Linked DNA regions of Mus musculus: region 1 is linked to region 2. Evidence: chromatin loops called from intact Hi-C (ENCODE). Cell type or tissue: heart. All regions are shown on one strand. Each heading gives the region's core, and the rest is flanking DNA. Links, peaks and the distances in the headings are about the cores only. Region 1 holds the start of Zfp597 (zinc finger protein 597). Region 2 holds the start of Ubald1 (UBA-like domain containing 1).

Region 1 (8,335 bases), core at 74-8,073, 1.0 Mb before region 2:
TGAAGAAAATACCTAATTAAAATAAAAAATAAAAATAAAAAAAGAAGAAAAGCCAATCAATACAAATAGACCCAGAAATGACACATATATTTAAAATTAGTGTGTCCATATGCTTATAATCCTAGCACTTGGGAGGCAGAGATGGTAGATCTGTGTGGTTTCAAGACCAGCCTGGTCTACATTAGGGAGTTCCAGGATAGCCAAGACTACGTAGATCCTGCCTCATAAAACCAAATAAATAAAATCAGCAAAGAAAGTAGCAAAAGAGCTATTATATATATTTATAAATATATATAAATGTCCTATTATTTATATTATGTTCATAAACATGTGTTTGGTTACTGTTGTCTACGCTGAAGCCTATGCAGGTGCAGTGACTGTGGGTTCCCTGGTGGAGAGTTCTTCTGCAGGTCAGTAGGTGACACTGAGACTGATGAGGGCAGCAGGTAAGAGCCAGGTGGACAAGGGTGAGCATCAGGAAGGCAGAGTGCTGAGGGAGCAGAAGTAGGACGGGGGAGGGGCTCCTGTAGGCTGGCTATTGAAGATAAGAATAATTCTGGAGAGACTCGAATGAAGGATAGGAAGGAGTGTTAAAATCATCCACCAGCATCTCAGCCAAGTGTGGCCACTTGGGGTTCCTGGTACAAAGTGTTTCTGTGAGTTCACGTATGACAAAAAGAAACAGAGATGAGCTGAAAGGATATGCTGAGAAAGTTGGCAAAAAAGAACCAAGGGGACCCTGGGTTGTTAAGTATAAACATACACACACACACATATATATACACACATACACACATACATACATACACATACACACACACATACACACACACATATATACACTACATACACACACACATATATAATATACACACAAACATACATACACACACATATATATACACATATATACACATACACACATACATACATATATACACACACATACACACACATATATATACACACACACATACACACACACACATACATACACACACATATATAATATACACACATACACTTACATACATACACACACATACACACACATATAATATACACACACATACATACACGCACACATATATATACACATACATACACATACACACACATATATAATATACATACATACATACATACACACATACATACATACATACATACACACATATATTCAAGAAGATAGAGGATAACATGAACATGGCAGAAGTGGAAAATATAAGTCATGAATTTTGAAAAATAGTTTAGATGTCTATGCAGGCATAGGGATACTGCATATGGTTACTCTTACGTTAGAAAGGCAAAATACCCCCTTAAGAGAAAATCTGTTTCTAATCTTTAGCAAATGACAAGTCTCTATGTTAATGAAGTTTTCTGAGTAAAATTAATTTGACTCCAACAATTATTTAAGGAAATTACAAGGTACTGGCACATATATGAAACCATGGTCACTATTGTTGACTGAATTTCTTTTAAGAAATCATTTCAGGGCTAGGAAGATGGCTCAGCATATAAAATGTTTACAGTGTAAGCTAAGAACAGGAATTTGGATCCCCAACACCCAGAAAAAGCCAGGTAGATGTTGTGGCCCACCTTGTTATCCTGGCACTCAGGATATGGAGACAGGGGATCCCAAGGCAAGCTAGCTAACTAGACTTCAGTAAGTAGAGTGGAGAACAAATGAGAAAGTCACCTGACATCACCACTGGCCTGCACACTAATGCATGTGCACTGGCCCTCATGCTCACACAAGGGAAAACATTATCTGACTCTGACACTTGTTCTCTCCTACAAGTTCTTGCTATAGCTATAGAAATCCACATATACATGTGATTTTGATAGATAGATAGATAGATAGATACGTATACATAATACACAATATGTGTGTGTGTGTGTGTGTCACAGATAGGTCTCAATCCACCACCAGTGTGGACAAGGCATACAATGTTCATCCTAGAACTGATGAAAGTTCCATAATGCAGGAGAAACAACTGTCTTACCTATCGAGTCCAAATTCTCAAAACTCTTCAATGGGGCTTCTCTGCTGAGGGTCTTCTGAGCAGGGTGCAGACTCACACATTCCTCTTGAGAAAAATACACATCCAGATCTTCAAATAGCAGTGGTCTCTGAAACAGAAGCACTGTTGTTAGTATAAAAAGCTAGCAGGTCAGTTGAGTGTCCTGGAAGGCTGAAAAGAGCTAAACCCCTCCGCATTCTAAGGCGAAAAGGCTTGGTGTAAAATATTCCTCCCTGGGGGAACTCTATGGCTTGAATAGGGTGGGGGAGAGAGCATAAACATAAATTTTCAAACAGTGGTGTGAGAATCAAGAAGTACACCGTGAGAACGTAGTCTTTCCTGAAAAGATAAGTGAACAATTCTTGGGGAGAGAAATTATTTCGGATTCTCTAAGAAGGGAGGGGAAGGGGGGGGGGACGACACTGGCCAGCCCAGTAAGAATCCTGAGAAATAGTTTTTAGGAGTTTCCTAACATCATTCTTTGCTAGTTTGTGTTTCTTTTTCATCAGTGATTGCTCAGCTACACACACACACACACACATCACGACCACCACCACCTAAAGCTCTAGTTCTCTCCTAAGTTTACTGTTCCTGTAAACCCATAGAGCTTTTGGTGTAAAATTCACCTGGGTTTTAATTATCATTATTCAACAGGTGTGAAGCCCAGGAATCTGCCATTTGGAGACGCATTTCAGCAAGATAACTTTGAGAAATTGTTATAGACCCCTGCTAGGGCTCTCCTCCACCTGATGATTCTGAAATGAGGAAGTCGGTAAGCCAAGAAACGTAAGACAGCTTGGTCAAAGGGCTATCTGAGGAGGCGCCTCAGGACCTGCGCGTCTAACTGCCGCCAGGTCAGGACACCTGTAGGAAAATAGCGACACAATTCACCTGCTCATCCGATGTGGGGAGCGTGGACGCCATCTGGGGAAAGGAAGGGCTCCTTAAGTCCCCACGTTTGGACAACACTTCGAGTGGAGAGTCTCCAACTCCGCTGCCAGGCCTTTCCACTTCGCCCTCAAGCTCCTTTGAGAATCTGAGCTGACGGCTTCTTTCTCCAAAACAGCTCTGAAACAGCCACACTCACCAGCCCCGGAGTACCGACAACCTCGCCCAACCCGGCAGAAGCAGCGTGAAGCCACGCCCAGCCGAGACGCGACAAAGGAGGCGGAGGCCACCACAACACTCCCACGCTCCCATGCTCCCCACGCAGTAGCTGCAGGGAAACCGCCGGAAGCGACCCCCCCCATCCATCCTGCATCCTGATTGGCCAGCGTACTCCCGAGGCGGCGGTCCCTCCTTAATGGACCAATTGAGCAGCTTCCCGAGGACCTGAATCGCACCTGGCAACTGAGAGGCTATTCCTGAGCTTCTACAAGCAGCCGTTTCCGGTTCCTCTGGCTGGGTCTCGGTGGTGAGTGCCCCGCCTGTTGATATGTTCAGTCGGAGCAGTAGAATGGTCCCTGAGGGACACGGTGATTCCGAAAGCAGAGACCGGACCACTCTGGAGTCGATCACGGATGGCGGGAACACACAGACGCTGGGGGGGCCGGAGCTTTCGGTAGGAGGGGGTGAGGTGAATGAGAGGCCCCGAGATCCAGGCTTAGCTTGGGCCCAAGCCCAGTCTCAGATGGATTGTGGGGCTACGGTGTGTAAGAGGTTATCTTTGTGCAATCACAAATTCAGGTCAGGTTAGCCTTGTTGCTCGTGTCCGTTCCCGAAGTATTCTAGGGACATGAACCATTGTACCCGACAGGTGTAGTCCAACCAAATGATTGGGGCCCATAGCGGACATCGAGCGGGAATAGACCGCGGATTTCCTTCGCAGGATGTCTGGACCTGCCCTAGTGGCAAATGTTCTTGTAACCAACATTGAGCAGCGAATTGAAGATTCAAAATCATAAAGTCGAGCTCTTTCTAGAACTGTCACTAATTAGATGATCGTGCCAATTTTCCCCCCTTTGGTACTGAGGGTGAAACTACGGTTTCACGCATAGTAGACTTTCTACCACTGAGCTCAGACCCCTATCCTTGTTTTAAACTTTATTTTGAAATGAGGTTGACCCAAGCTAACTCTGAAATCACTGTATAGCCCCAGTAGACCTGCAATTAAGGTCTTGCCTCAGTACCCCTTAGTAGCTAGATCCAAACCCACATCTGGACACCTTTTAACTTTGCTTTCCTCAGCTGCAAAGAGCCCATAGTGCCTCTCTTTGATAATACAGAGGGCAATTTAAACTATTATAAGATGTTAAGTGAAAAGATTCGCCAGATTATGAGAAAGAGTTTGGGGGTCAACAAACAAGATTAGTACCTTGAAAATTCCAAATAAACCCCAGGTCTCTTGTCTCTTTCGTTAGAGATGGAGTCTTACTCTATGCCCTTGGCTGCTCAGAACTTGCTCTGTAGACCAGCCTGGCCTCCAACATCGAACACATCCATTTGCTTCTGCCACCCAAGTGCTGGGATTAGAGATGAGGCCACCCCACCCAGTGCCAACATAATCTGTTATGCTAATGTCAGGTTACTCAGGGATTGGCTGCATGGTTATTAAAACATTTGAGGTGAAGAGTAGTGGGATTTGACAGAATGTCAGGATAGTTTCAACTGCCAACAACAGAATCTAACGAAACAATTAAAGCAGTTGTGTTCATTCTGGGGCTCAGTGGCAGCATACAGGCCCGTGTTTCCTATTAAATATGTTGATAATGCCAATGGAACACAGCTACTGCATGCTAACTTTTTTTGTTTAATGGACCCATCCCAAGTTTTTCAAGAATAAAGATTCATTAGGGTTTGGCCTATCAATGCAAGTGCTCTGTCACTGGGAGAAGAGTCTGACACACTCTAGCCATCTAACTACAAAGTAAAAACTCTGGGTAAAGGAAAAATGCAAGTAGAAAGTCAGTAACATTCTCACAAGGACAAGCTATCCATTATTATCTAAATTGTCTGGGAATGATCACTAAAGACCCCAGGGTAAAAAACCCAAATGCTTCACTGACAGATGAAAAAATGAGAACAAACTTCCCTACAGACCTAGACCACTTCAAAATACTGAAGAAGAGTGGTATGTAATCCTACAGCAAAGGCATGTTCATCTCATCTTGATACAACTCATGATCATCTTTCTCTTGTTTTGTGCTTGCCATTTTTTTTCATAGATGTCTCATTTGAACTAAGAATCTTCTGATAGAGATGTAAGGTTCTGTACTTTGAACCCTGTTTCAGTTATTACAAAAAGATGAGCCAATTCCAGTGTCCAGAACCTAAGCCTAGAGTAACACTTTAGTATCTAACCAGAGAAGAGGTTAGCCCTGAGATGGGTGGAGTCAACATTCCCCTCACCTCTTGTAGTCGTTAACTACCAAGCCCAACAAGTGGACTAAGAAATAAACATGAAAGCTTGAGCTTTTGTGGTACCTAGCACCAAGTACATGGTAGTGATGCATGCCCTCTGCTGACTGAAGCGTTCCAGACAGAGGTGGAGATAGAAAAACTAAGAGCTCAAGGTCAGCCTCAATTCCATAGTTTGAGGACATCCTGAGCTACCATGAAATGTGTCTAAATCAAAACAAACATTACTTGTTGACACTTTTCACACCACTTCCTGATATTTGTAGCACAGTTTATTATTGTCTATTTTCTACCACCATCTTTGTCTCGTTTGTATTAACTGAATATATAAATCATTTTCTCCTTTCCCCATTATCAATTATGTTTCCTTTTTGAACTTTTTCCTGGCTACCTAATATATGCAGTTTAAATTAATCCAAATCTACTTCCTATGACACTGTATTTCCCTTGAGATGCCCAAAACATTGTAATAGCAAAACACTCTCATTCTGCTGAGCTTTTACTATAAATGGAGGAATTTTCTCTATTAATATATGATTATATTGTTTGTTAATGTATTAAGTAACACTGACATAAGCATAAACACAAGCCTATTTCTGAAACAAAAAACATTTAAATATCCTTCCATGTACATACATAAACACTTACACAGACACAAAAGCTAAAAAAGTCCATGATTTGCAAGATTTTTCCATTTTCACCTTTATCATATCCATGGCAGTAAAGCAGTAAAATCTGTGTGAATGGAAGCTCTCTCTCTCTAGCCAGGTGTCTTTTGTGAAGCTCTGATGATACTAATCAAGGAGATATAGATAGATAGATAGATAGATAGATAGATAGATAGATAGATAGATAGATAGATAGATAGATAGATAGATTTTTTGAAACAGGGTTTTTCTGTGTAGCCCTGGCTGTCTTGGAACTCACTCTGTAGACCAGGCTGGCCTCAAACTCAGAAATCCGCCTGCCTCTGCCTCCCAAATGCTGGGATTAAAGGCATGTGCCACCACTGCCCGGCCAATGTTATATTTTTATTATATATAAATTATGTATCAATATAGTATTTATATTGTATATAAATATATGATGTATAATATAGAATTAATATATATGTTTATATTAATAAGATGTTATAGAATTAAAATAACATAAGACTGGTGTGGTCTGGTGTAGTGGTTCTGGCCTTTAATCCCAGCATTCAAGAGGTAGAGACAGGCAGATATCTGTGAATTCAAGGTCAACCTGGTTTTCATACTGAGTTCCAGGCTAGTCAGTGCTGCATAGTGAAATACATCAGAAAGAGTGATAGAGACCAGTGTCATGGTATAGACCCACAATCCCTGCATTCGGAAGGTTGAAGCAACAGGATAGATAAGTTTGAGGCAAACCACACATAGCAAGAGCAAATCTCTCTCTCCCTGTCCTTCAAAATGCAGATACAGTTTTTCAATTCTAAAAGTAGTTCATGTGACCAGGGCATGGTGGCACACACCTTTAAGAGGTGCACTTGAGAGGCAGAAGCAGATGGAGCTCTGAGTGTGAGGTCAGCCTGGCCTACAAAGGACCAGGACAGCCAAGGCTATTACACAGAAATATCCTGTCTCAAAAAACAACCAAATAAACAAATAGTGTTAATTTTTAAATTGTCAATACTGAAAAGATAGAGGGCGTTTTAAAGACTCAGAAGTTAGTAGGTATACTCTTTGTTATAAGTGTCTGACTATTCTAGTGACTCTGACCATAAAGAAATAAGCAAGTATTTATATTTAGTATGTGCATCATCTCTTGTCCCATTGCCAGGCCCAGTCTCAATGTTAATAGAGAACCAGGCCCTCCATGGTACTCCCCTAACATTCTGACACTAGATACTCTGTGGTCACATGCTTAACTTAGTCTACCTGTGTTGGACCTGACTCTGAAGTGGTATGATCTACGGTGATCCATCTTATGTGTATGAATGTTTTTCCTGCATGTATGTCTGTACACTACATGTATGCCTGGTGTTCAAGGAGGTCATACGAAAGTGTCATATCCCCCAAATGGAGTTACGGGTAGTTGTGAACCACCATGAGGATGCTGGGAGCAGCATGGGTCCTCGAGAAGAGCAACAAGTGTCCTGTACTGCTGAGCCATCTCCTCAGCCCTACTTGTGTTAGTTCATAATAGAAAAAATTCTTTGGATTTTAGAAGTAAAATGTGTGGCTCCTGCTTTTCCTGGATTGGATGTGTGTGTACATGGTCATGAACATGCTCATTGCATGAATGCACACGCCTTTGGGGGCCAGAGGATAGTTTTTGAGATGGTCTTTTACTGGCTGGGACTCACAAATTAGGCTAGACTGGCCAATCAGGGATGCCCAGGGATCCTGCCTTTACCTCCCTACTGGGTGACAAGTGCCTAACATTTTCGTATGGGTTCAGGGATTGAACTAATACCGTGCTTACAAACACTGTACTGAGCTGTTTTCCCAGACCTGTCCTGGTTTTGATCCATGCAAATAATAATAAAGCCTTTGGAAACACATGCCTGGATAATCTCCTCTCTCATGACTGTCTCATGGAGCCATTCTTCTCCTGAGGACTCCCAAGACAGAAGCAGATGTTGGACAATGAGTGCTGCTATGCTCACTATGAAGAGGCTTATTTTTAAAGGTTGTTTTTTAAAACAAGATCCTGGAGAAGATGTGTTCAGATGTCATTGTGGAAAGGCTAGTTTTGGAAACTGAGTTTGTATCCAGGTATGTCAGGAAAATTGTGATTCAAGTAAAGGACTTGTTTCTATTGAGGGATCACATGTCATCACGCTTTTGTCCTTGACAGTGGGCATACTGTAAAGGTCTTAGGTGGGTGTTTCACTGCAAAGTTAAGGACACCTTTCAGGGTTGTTGAAAAAAATAAAAGAATATATTTGAAGGATTCCCACAGTACTTAACATGGCAAATATATATTCTCTC
Region 2 (8,335 bases), core at 314-8,313:
CTGCAGAGAGAAAGGCTGTGCTTACCCTCCAAGACCTGTCCAACCATCCCCGAGGGACAGGGTGAACTGAGGTCCAGCAGTGTGTCTGTGACCATCACACAAGGAGGTCTCATGGGACTCCCAGCAGTGAAGACGCTTACAATATCGCTTCCCACCAGTCAGGTAGCTGGGGTCTCATGAACCCTTGCCCCACACCCTAACATTGTCACTGTGGCTTTTCTGGACTCTACTGTGGCCTGGGTCTGTCACCTCAACTGGAGGGGTGTGTGTTGGGAGGAATCCCCACCCTTCTCTGAGTCTCTGTATCATATGTACTGGGGGACTCTCAAAGAGTGAGTCTCAGTGTAGAGGGTGGAGACTTCTTAGCATAACTTCCATCTCTGGAGGGATGTCCCTAACACGAACAGCTAGAGGGTGACCCAGAAACTGAAGACTGCTTCCATGACAGCTTTTGGGACAGCTCCTTAGCCACCTGTTGTTCTGAGCTACAGCCTCTTCAAGCAGAAATAGGGCAAAATAGGGGCATACCATCAAAGCTAGAATTGGTGTCCTCCATTTTACAGACAGGAAAACTGAGGATGAAGTGGCTTAAGACCCTGGGCTAGCACGAGGTGGGAATAGGAACAGAACCCTGAACTGGGACTCTAGGCTAACACTCAGGACTGGCCAAAAAGTGTGGTGAAAGAGGACTTGGTGTAGCTGGGCGTGGTGGCGCACACCTTTAATCCCAGCACTCAGGAGGCAGAGGCAAGTGGATTTCTGAGTTGGAGGCCAGCCTGGTCTACAAAGTGAGTTTCAGGACAGCCAGAGCTGTAGAGAAACCCTGTCTCGAAAAACCAAAAAAAAAAAAAAGAGGACTTGGTGTAAAAGCCTGTGTCACTGGGGAAGGGAGCCCCAGGGTGGCCTCAGGGAACCCAAAGGATAGCGTCTGTACTGACCGTATCCTGCCTTGGCCTGATTCAGGAAAAGAGGAAACTGGATGCTGTTGTGAAAGTGCTGGGTGAGCACGGTTATCAAGTGGGTGAGGGGTCCCCTGGAGCCTGCTAAGCTTCAGCCTAGGCAGTACCACTCCTCACTCCAACCCAGAACAGCAGGAGGCCAGGCCAGCCAGCAGGACTGGGAGCCCCTTGCCTCTGATTTCACACAGAAACCCAGGCTGAGACCAGGCTTGCTCTTTTATTTTTCCAGTATATTCCAATGAATTATTCTGGGAATGCCCTGCTGGTGGTGCCCAACACCAGTGTTCCCAAGCAGTGGAGTGGGGATGAATCTGGGGTCACTCAAGGCCTCCTAGCAGGGGCAGCTGCTCCTCTAGCCCAGGACCCCAACATGACACACCCGTACTGTCCTCCAAAGGGCAGTATAGAGAAGAATCTGGCCAACTACACAGAGGTGTGTGTGTGTGTGTGTCCCCCCCCCCTCCCCGCCTCTGCCCCCATTAGCACCTGAATCTGAGAATGTGACCCAGAAACACTGCCTGGAGTATGCTACCAACCAGGAGGGTGGGGGAGGGCTAACCATGAGGAACCCCTCACACCTAGGCAGATGCCTCAGGTCAAGGGGAGCTCACAGCTTATTCTTCACTTTGTACCCGGTGACAGGGAGACTCTGCAAGCCCAGAGCACAGAGAACTTACCCATGTCAGTCAGCCTGTTTCCAGGCTGCAGGAAGTCCCTGCTCCTCCTGAAGACAGTTTTCCCTAATCTTGGTAGCCATATATCTCAGTCCATCCCCCTCCAGCCTGCGCCACACTGAGAGAGGGGCCGAGTCTTCCACACGGCCCATTTCCCATGAGACACCTGCCTGCCTGCCCAGCCTGGGGCAAGGACCTGCAAGCAGAGCCACTGGGCTCCAGCAACTGCCATGAATGTGGTTTTACAAGTTTTACCACATCCAACCCAAGAGACAACAGGGCAGATTAAGACTGTTGCAGAGCTGAGCAGTAAGGCACTTCCCTGGGGTGGGGCTGCAGGGGGAGGGGACAGAAGGCAGAGCGTTCAGGCCTCAGAGGCTGACAAGCACTGCTACCTCCAGGGGTAAGCAAATCCAGGCTAAAGGAAGAAGCCTTCCCTCTCTTGCATAGGGACATTGGCCTGGAAGTCTAGCAGGGAGTAGATAAACAGATCGAAGGCTTGGTATCCAGAGCTGGAAGGGCTACAGTCTTCCCAGCCTGGGGAGGTTCTGATCCTGCACCAGGAAGTTAAGCCTTGGTCTCCACTTCCTGGCTTTTCCTACTGAAAATGGGATGGTTCCCACTGGGAAGCCAAGCTCTGGGGTCTCCAACTGGGCACAGAATACTAGACTGGCTCTGGTTGTGACTCACACATGTACCCACACAGCTACAAGCCAGAGAGTCTCATCTCGATACCCACAAGTGGTGAATGTGGGGTTTTGAGTTAGAGGAACAGAGGCATCTTAGTAACACAAAAGACTGGGCACATAATCCTACCGGTCAAGAGAAACCTGGGAGTAGATGAGAGCCAGACTGACCTTCCCATCTTCTGTCTAAAATGCCCTAAAATAAGTGAACCGTATACAGTACACCATCCCAAGATACAGGTTCCTTTGTCAGGCCCGAGGATACCCAGGTCTTCATAAGGATCCCGCCCCGGTGACACCTTTGGAGTGGGCTACACACATACAGACTCTCGTAATTTACTCTGAGGATCCAGCACACCACCCATACACTCCATGACGTATATGAACATACACCGCACCATACCCAGCACGATTACCATCAGCAAACCACCACCTATGTACACGCTGCACACACACACCAAACATGACACAAAGGTATCCTGTATCAGACACGCACTCGAGACGGGCTTTGAGTCCGCACACGCGCCCACATGCCCACAACCTTCGATGTGCCCTGCTGACGCCCAAGCGCGGTGCGTGCGTAAATACAAATCCACATGTACGTGTGCGCACTCCCGCAAACCGCCCACCCGGCACACCGACCCTGAGACCGCTCTCTCCAAGCGACTCCGCCTCCGGCACGGCCCTGGGCGTCTTCCAGGCGGCTGTCTCCTCCTCAGCCGTTACCGGGACCGGGGGGGGGGGGGTGTTGGGGGAGGGTATCCAGTCCTGATAGCGGGGTTTCCGGGGCTCTGGCCTGGCGGTCGGTGATGCCCGCAGCCGGCACCCCGGCACGTGTCCACACCGCCCGCGCCCGTCCCCGGTTCCCCTACGCACCTCGAACTGCCAGTGGGCCGCTTGTAGCAGTTGCTTCGCCTGATCGGCCGCACAGCCCGCCGTCAGCACGAACTGGTTGATCATGACCTGGTGTTTGAGCTCGTCCATGTTCACGGACATGGCGCCGCCGTGCAGCCCGCTCCGGCCTCCCTGCGCGCTAGCCTCACGCGTCCACCATTAGCGAGCCGGCCCCGGCTAATACAAATATTTACTGTGCGCTCTGACTCACCGCGCCTCGCTGCCCCGCGGCCGGCGAAGCATGCTGGGATGTGTAGTCCGCGACGCCCCCGCCGAACGGACCGGGAAGGAGCGTGGACGCCCTCTCCCGAGCGATCTCAGTGGGGCGCGCAGCCCGTGCCCCAGGCTGAGAGGCGAAGTTGCGAACCAGGGACCATTGCACAAGCTTGCCTTATCACTGGGCCCTGGAGGTCCTGTGTGCTGCTGTGCTTAGCATCACAATATTAATAGGCGCGCTCTTAGGGGACTCTCTGATAGCTTTGGTCCTACTCCACTGCCCTAGGCTGAAACACTCCTAAAATCCTGAGACTTAGAAAACGCTCGGTATCGCAGAGCATCTGCCTTTCAAGGCGCTGCTAGAAATCACCACCTCCTGGAAGCATTCCAGAGCTCGCAAGGCATCTTTGCCTAACTCTTGGCCAGTCGTGCAGGAAGAGCGTCTTAAAAAAAAAAAAAAAAAAAAAAAAAAAAAAAAAGACAGCCCCTGCTCCGGAGCCTTGGCGTCCCCTTTCTTTCAACTCCCACTTTCCCACGCAAAAGAAAAACTTCCAGCAGCCTGCTGGCAAAAGGACCGCGCGGAGCACGTACAGAAACGGCCACGACTGCCATTCCCACAATGCCCCGGTTTATTTGCATCTTTCTGTCCCAGTGACGTCACCTGAGTGAGGTCGCGACTGTACCAATGGGCCGTCACGGGGTGTTAGGACCTGGCCATATAAGGTAAACAAAGCTGGCCGCCCAATGAGGCGGCGGCGGGGGCGGGCGCATCACGTGGCGTGGGGGCGGGGTCGGGAGCTGGGTGCGTGATTTCGCAGGCGGTGTTTACAGCCCCGCACATGCCACTTCCGGCTGACGTCGCGGTTGGTAGAGTGGCCGGTCGGACGTGGAAGAGTCGCCCAGAAGCTGGGGGGAGGAGAGGGCTGGCGTTGTCTTCTCGGCTGAGAGACGTTGCCCGGGTTCTTTGCTCTCACTGGCCTCACCTTTGACCTGGCCCCCTGTAGAACCAGCCGGGAGGGGAGGCGTTAGGTCCGAAAGCTTCATTATAGCGACACTGCCCCGAGGAAGTAAGCGCAGGCCTCGGAAGCCAACTGCGGGCTCTTGAGACGTTTTGATACACCTGATCCTTTGTTCTCGCTAGGACCGCTGAGGCCGTAAAGGTGTGGGGCCCAGTTGATACCTAGGGAAATGGAGTTCTATCTTGCCCTTCACTCCTAGGGGCTCTCCGATCGGGTGGCTGGAGGAAGATGGGAAGGAGGTGGGACTGAAAGATCCTTAGATAGGAAGAAAAGGAGGAAGAAACGAGGACGGGGAGCTTGGAAGGCTCTGAGTTATAGCTGCGAGTTTAGTTTATGGGTAGCAGCGGGACTAGTGAGTGTCTCCCTTTCTTAGACGTTTTGCCCATCTGTCCACACGAAGTAAGATTTCAGCCTCTTTGCTGCCTTTTGGAGAAACACTCAGCAGTAGTCTTTGCATATCAACAGTACCCCAATTTTTTTGCTTTTGCTGAGAATATGCCTTTATTTCTAGGAAGCATCATGCATGTGCTTTTGTTTGTTTGTTTTCGAGACAGGGTTTCTCTGTGTAGCCCTGGCTGTCCTGGAACTCACTCTGAACTCAGAAATCCGCCTGCCTCTGCCTCCCAAGTGCTGGGATTAAAGGTGTGTGCCACCACGCCCAACTATGCATGTGCATTATTATAGGCAAAACCAGCACACATGGAGATCACAGTAAAAGGCCGCTCTGATTTCACTGTTGCCATGGAGACTGTAACAAAGTCTGAAGGAAGGTGGGTAGGTTGTAGCCAGACAGACCTGGATGGCATTTTTGACTGTTGTTTCTTCGAAGTTCCACTCTTGTGTGGGAACTCTCCTCACTGTGCAGTGTGGGATGGATGAGCATGACAGACCTAGCAAAAGGCCTGGTACTCTGTGTACAAGACTTGGCATGCATCTCTTCTCGAGTCCTGCGTTAGCTACTGTAGGGAGTGTCATTCCCATTTTTATAGTAAGCAAGCTGATGGTGGATTTCCTTATACTTGTGACATTTGGAGCTAAAGAAAAGACCAGGCACCCAGTGAGCCAGCTATATCTTTCAGGCAAAGGAAGCTGAGTATTGGGTCGGGGGATCTTTTGTTCATGGATGTAGGATCACAGACAGGCACACCCTTCTACCTTATCTAGTCACCTCAGTGGCTTGCTCAGCCCAGAGAGAGCTACTGCATGCAGGCCTTGCACTGGCAGAACAAAAAGCTGACAGAAGGGAAGGTCACCCTGCCAGGTGATGAGTTACTCCAGCTAGCTTGTTTTTCCCAGCCGTGGCAGGGAAAGAAAACAACGTTGTTTTCAGCCACTATTTGCTTGGCTGGAGGGTGGACTTTGGATTTTTTAGCAGTCTGGGATGTGCCCTGGGAACAGGGCCAGAAGAGAATGTGAGAGAGAATAGGGCATTTCCAGCCTTCCCTTACCTGAGGTTCAGGTATGATGAGAAATGTCCCCATTCACAGAGCTAGTCAATGGAGGTGTGTTGCTGCTGCTGCTGCTGCTGCTGGTCTGCAGGCACCCTCTCTTCTGTCAGTTGATCTCCGTTGCCTTACTCATCATCTGGCACATAGTAGCTGCACAATAAATATTTGTTGAATAAAATTAATCCATTCAAATGTTGATAGTGGACAAACACAGAAGGATATTGCTGGAGGGGTTTGGAACTCCTGAATTCAAACTCTTTAAGAACACTGTTTAGTGACACTTCTGCTTGGTAAAATACCTGCTGTGCCCAGGTTCTCCATTTTCTTGAGACAACCAGAGCCCTCAGGACTTTTCCCTCTGTATGATCAGGGAAGGCAGGAGACTGAATTCAGAGCACTTTTGCATGTGCGTGCGTGTGTTAAAACATTCATGTAGCATATATACCATGAAATATGCATAAGAGTGTTAGGATTTCACAGGGAGAACTTTTCTTTTTTGATTTTTAAAGACTATACCAGGTTCAGATATCTTTAGCTCATTGATCAAAGAGTTCAACATATTTAAGGTAGGAAAAGTTTTTCCCACCTCACAGTTACAGGGTACCGTCTGCTGTGGCAGAGTAGTCAAGGTGGTGGGAGCTGAAGCAGCTAGTCACATGGCATCCAAAATCAGGAAAATAGGATCAACGCTCCAACTTATTTTATATTTTGTTTTATATTTATTTACTGTGTGTTTATGTGGGTGTGTGAATGCTATGGTGTAAGGGTGGAGTCAATTGCCTTCTACCATCTGGTTCTAGGGATCAGATGCAGGTTCAGTGGCAAGCACCTTTACCTGGTGTGCTCTCAGTGGCCCAGGCATCCCTATTTTATGCTGTCCTGGGTCCCGTTTAAGGAATGCTGCCACTCAGCACAGTTAAGATGTGTCTTTCTACATCAATGAAGACAAGACAGTCCCCACAAGCATGCCTAAGAGAGCAGGACCTATTAGATTGACAATTAGCACTAGCTATCACACCATCTATCAACTGTGTGACTGGAGTAGGGGCACTTTACTTTTATGTCTCCTCTTGTATAAATTGGGGATGAAAATAGAAAATGGCCGGGCGTGGTGGCACACGCCTTTAATCCCAGCACTTGAGAGGCAGAGGCAGGTGGATTTCTGAGTTCGAGGCCAGCCTGGTCTACAGAGTGAGTTCCAGGACAGCCAGGGCTACACAGAGAAACCCTGTCTCGAAAAACCAAAAAAAAAAAAAAAAAAGAAAATGGAACACCAGAGTACTAAGTAAGAGAATATGCATAGATCCCTCAGGCAAGATGACAGCATATGAAAAGTGTTTGGTCCTAAGGTGGGTGTGGTTGTACATACTTACACTCAGCACTTAGAATTATGAGTTAGAGACCAGCCTGAGCTACAGACAGGCATTATGGGGGATGCGAGGAGTGTTTCGCCAATGTAGATCTTTAGGATAGATATGCTCAGGCTACATCAAACACCTGAACTCTTCCTAGTGACATATGGGTCATTTCATTTTAGCTTTCCAGATTCTTGGTGAAATTGAAATTCTGATTGAGATATCCTGGTACAGTTGCAAATGCAAGCTCTGACCCAAATTGTCCGTGGATTCACTTCTCCCATGTATCAGACAAGTTGCCTGTCAAGAGTATGTTGCTATGCAGCTTTGTGGTGGCTGACACACTTGAGCCAGGCAGTCATGGTTCCTCTGCAGCTTAAGTTGGTTGCAATGTGTGCTGTGGTCACAGAGAGGATGGTGGAAGGCTGAAGCTATGTTGTTTCCAGTGACTCTCTTAAATGCAGGGTTCAAGAAGATGTCTCTCCTTCAGGCACAGCTTGTGAGCTAGATGTATTGAAATTGCATCCTTTGTGCAACTCCATAATCAGGCCTTGCTTCCATTAGTCTAGGCACATCTTCATAATAGTCATTAGTGTGTGCTGTCTTATGATTCTAAATATGTTTATGAAGAGATTATGGCTTTTGTTCTCAACTGGTCCATTGTGCTATTTTGAGTTTGAAGAAATTCAGAGATCTCTTACACAGCTACTCTAGGGTAGCATTAGCCAAAGAAGAGCCAAAAGCTCGACTCTTCAGGGATGGAGGAGGGTGCCTGGGTGGGAGGCACAGTGGAGGTGGATGGCGGGCGGTGCAGACAGATTATGCCTTAGACTGTGAATCTCTGCTTCCAGTGTAAGAGGAAAGAGTTTCCAGCCAGGAAATGTAGCTTCTCATCTAACTTCTTGGCTGCCCTCTGCTGCTCCTTAGTTGAACTTTGGAGGACCTCTGGTGTCCTGGAGGGTCCCAACTAGGTCTCAACAACATGGTCTCGAGGGAAGTCTTGTCTCTGGTGAGTGGCACTAGCCCTTTATGGTTTGAATATTATTATATTCAATTACATATATTATTCCATCATTCAGCCATT

Evidence for each region. Hi-C counts contacts between places; a loop is a spot of excess contacts. Peaks named below come from ENCODE experiments on the same cell type or tissue, not always from the same donor. Only the 100,000 strongest peaks of a DNase experiment are listed, where the experiment ranks them.
Region 1: a loop joins it to region 2, with 4 times the contacts of the local background. A loop is called at or near these places in 1 of 42 quality-filtered maps.

Annotation. Positions count from the first base shown.
Region 1 is chr16:3,869,144-3,877,478 of GRCm38, forward strand. It overlaps Zfp597 (zinc finger protein 597), which reads right to left and starts at 3,231. Exons shown (of 3, transcript NM_001033159.2): 1 at 2,916-3,231; 2 at 2,007-2,133. The coding sequence starts at 2,948. It also overlaps a transcript of Zfp174 not described here and a transcript of Naa60 not described here. In heart, for the core only: no CTCF peak of the experiment used is centred there; a DNase peak (open chromatin) is centred at 3,298; H3K4me3 peaks cover 2,184 bases; H3K27ac peaks cover 1,443 bases.
Region 2 is chr16:4,876,422-4,884,756 of GRCm38, forward strand. It overlaps Ubald1 (UBA-like domain containing 1), which reads right to left and starts at 3,430. Exons shown (of 3, transcript NM_145359.2): 1 at 3,196-3,430. The coding sequence starts at 3,315. In heart, for the core only: CTCF peaks have their summits at 1,225 and 3,530; DNase peaks (open chromatin) are centred at 940, 1,900, 3,450, 4,170 and 3 weaker places; H3K4me3 peaks cover 4,181 bases; H3K27ac peaks cover 4,962 bases.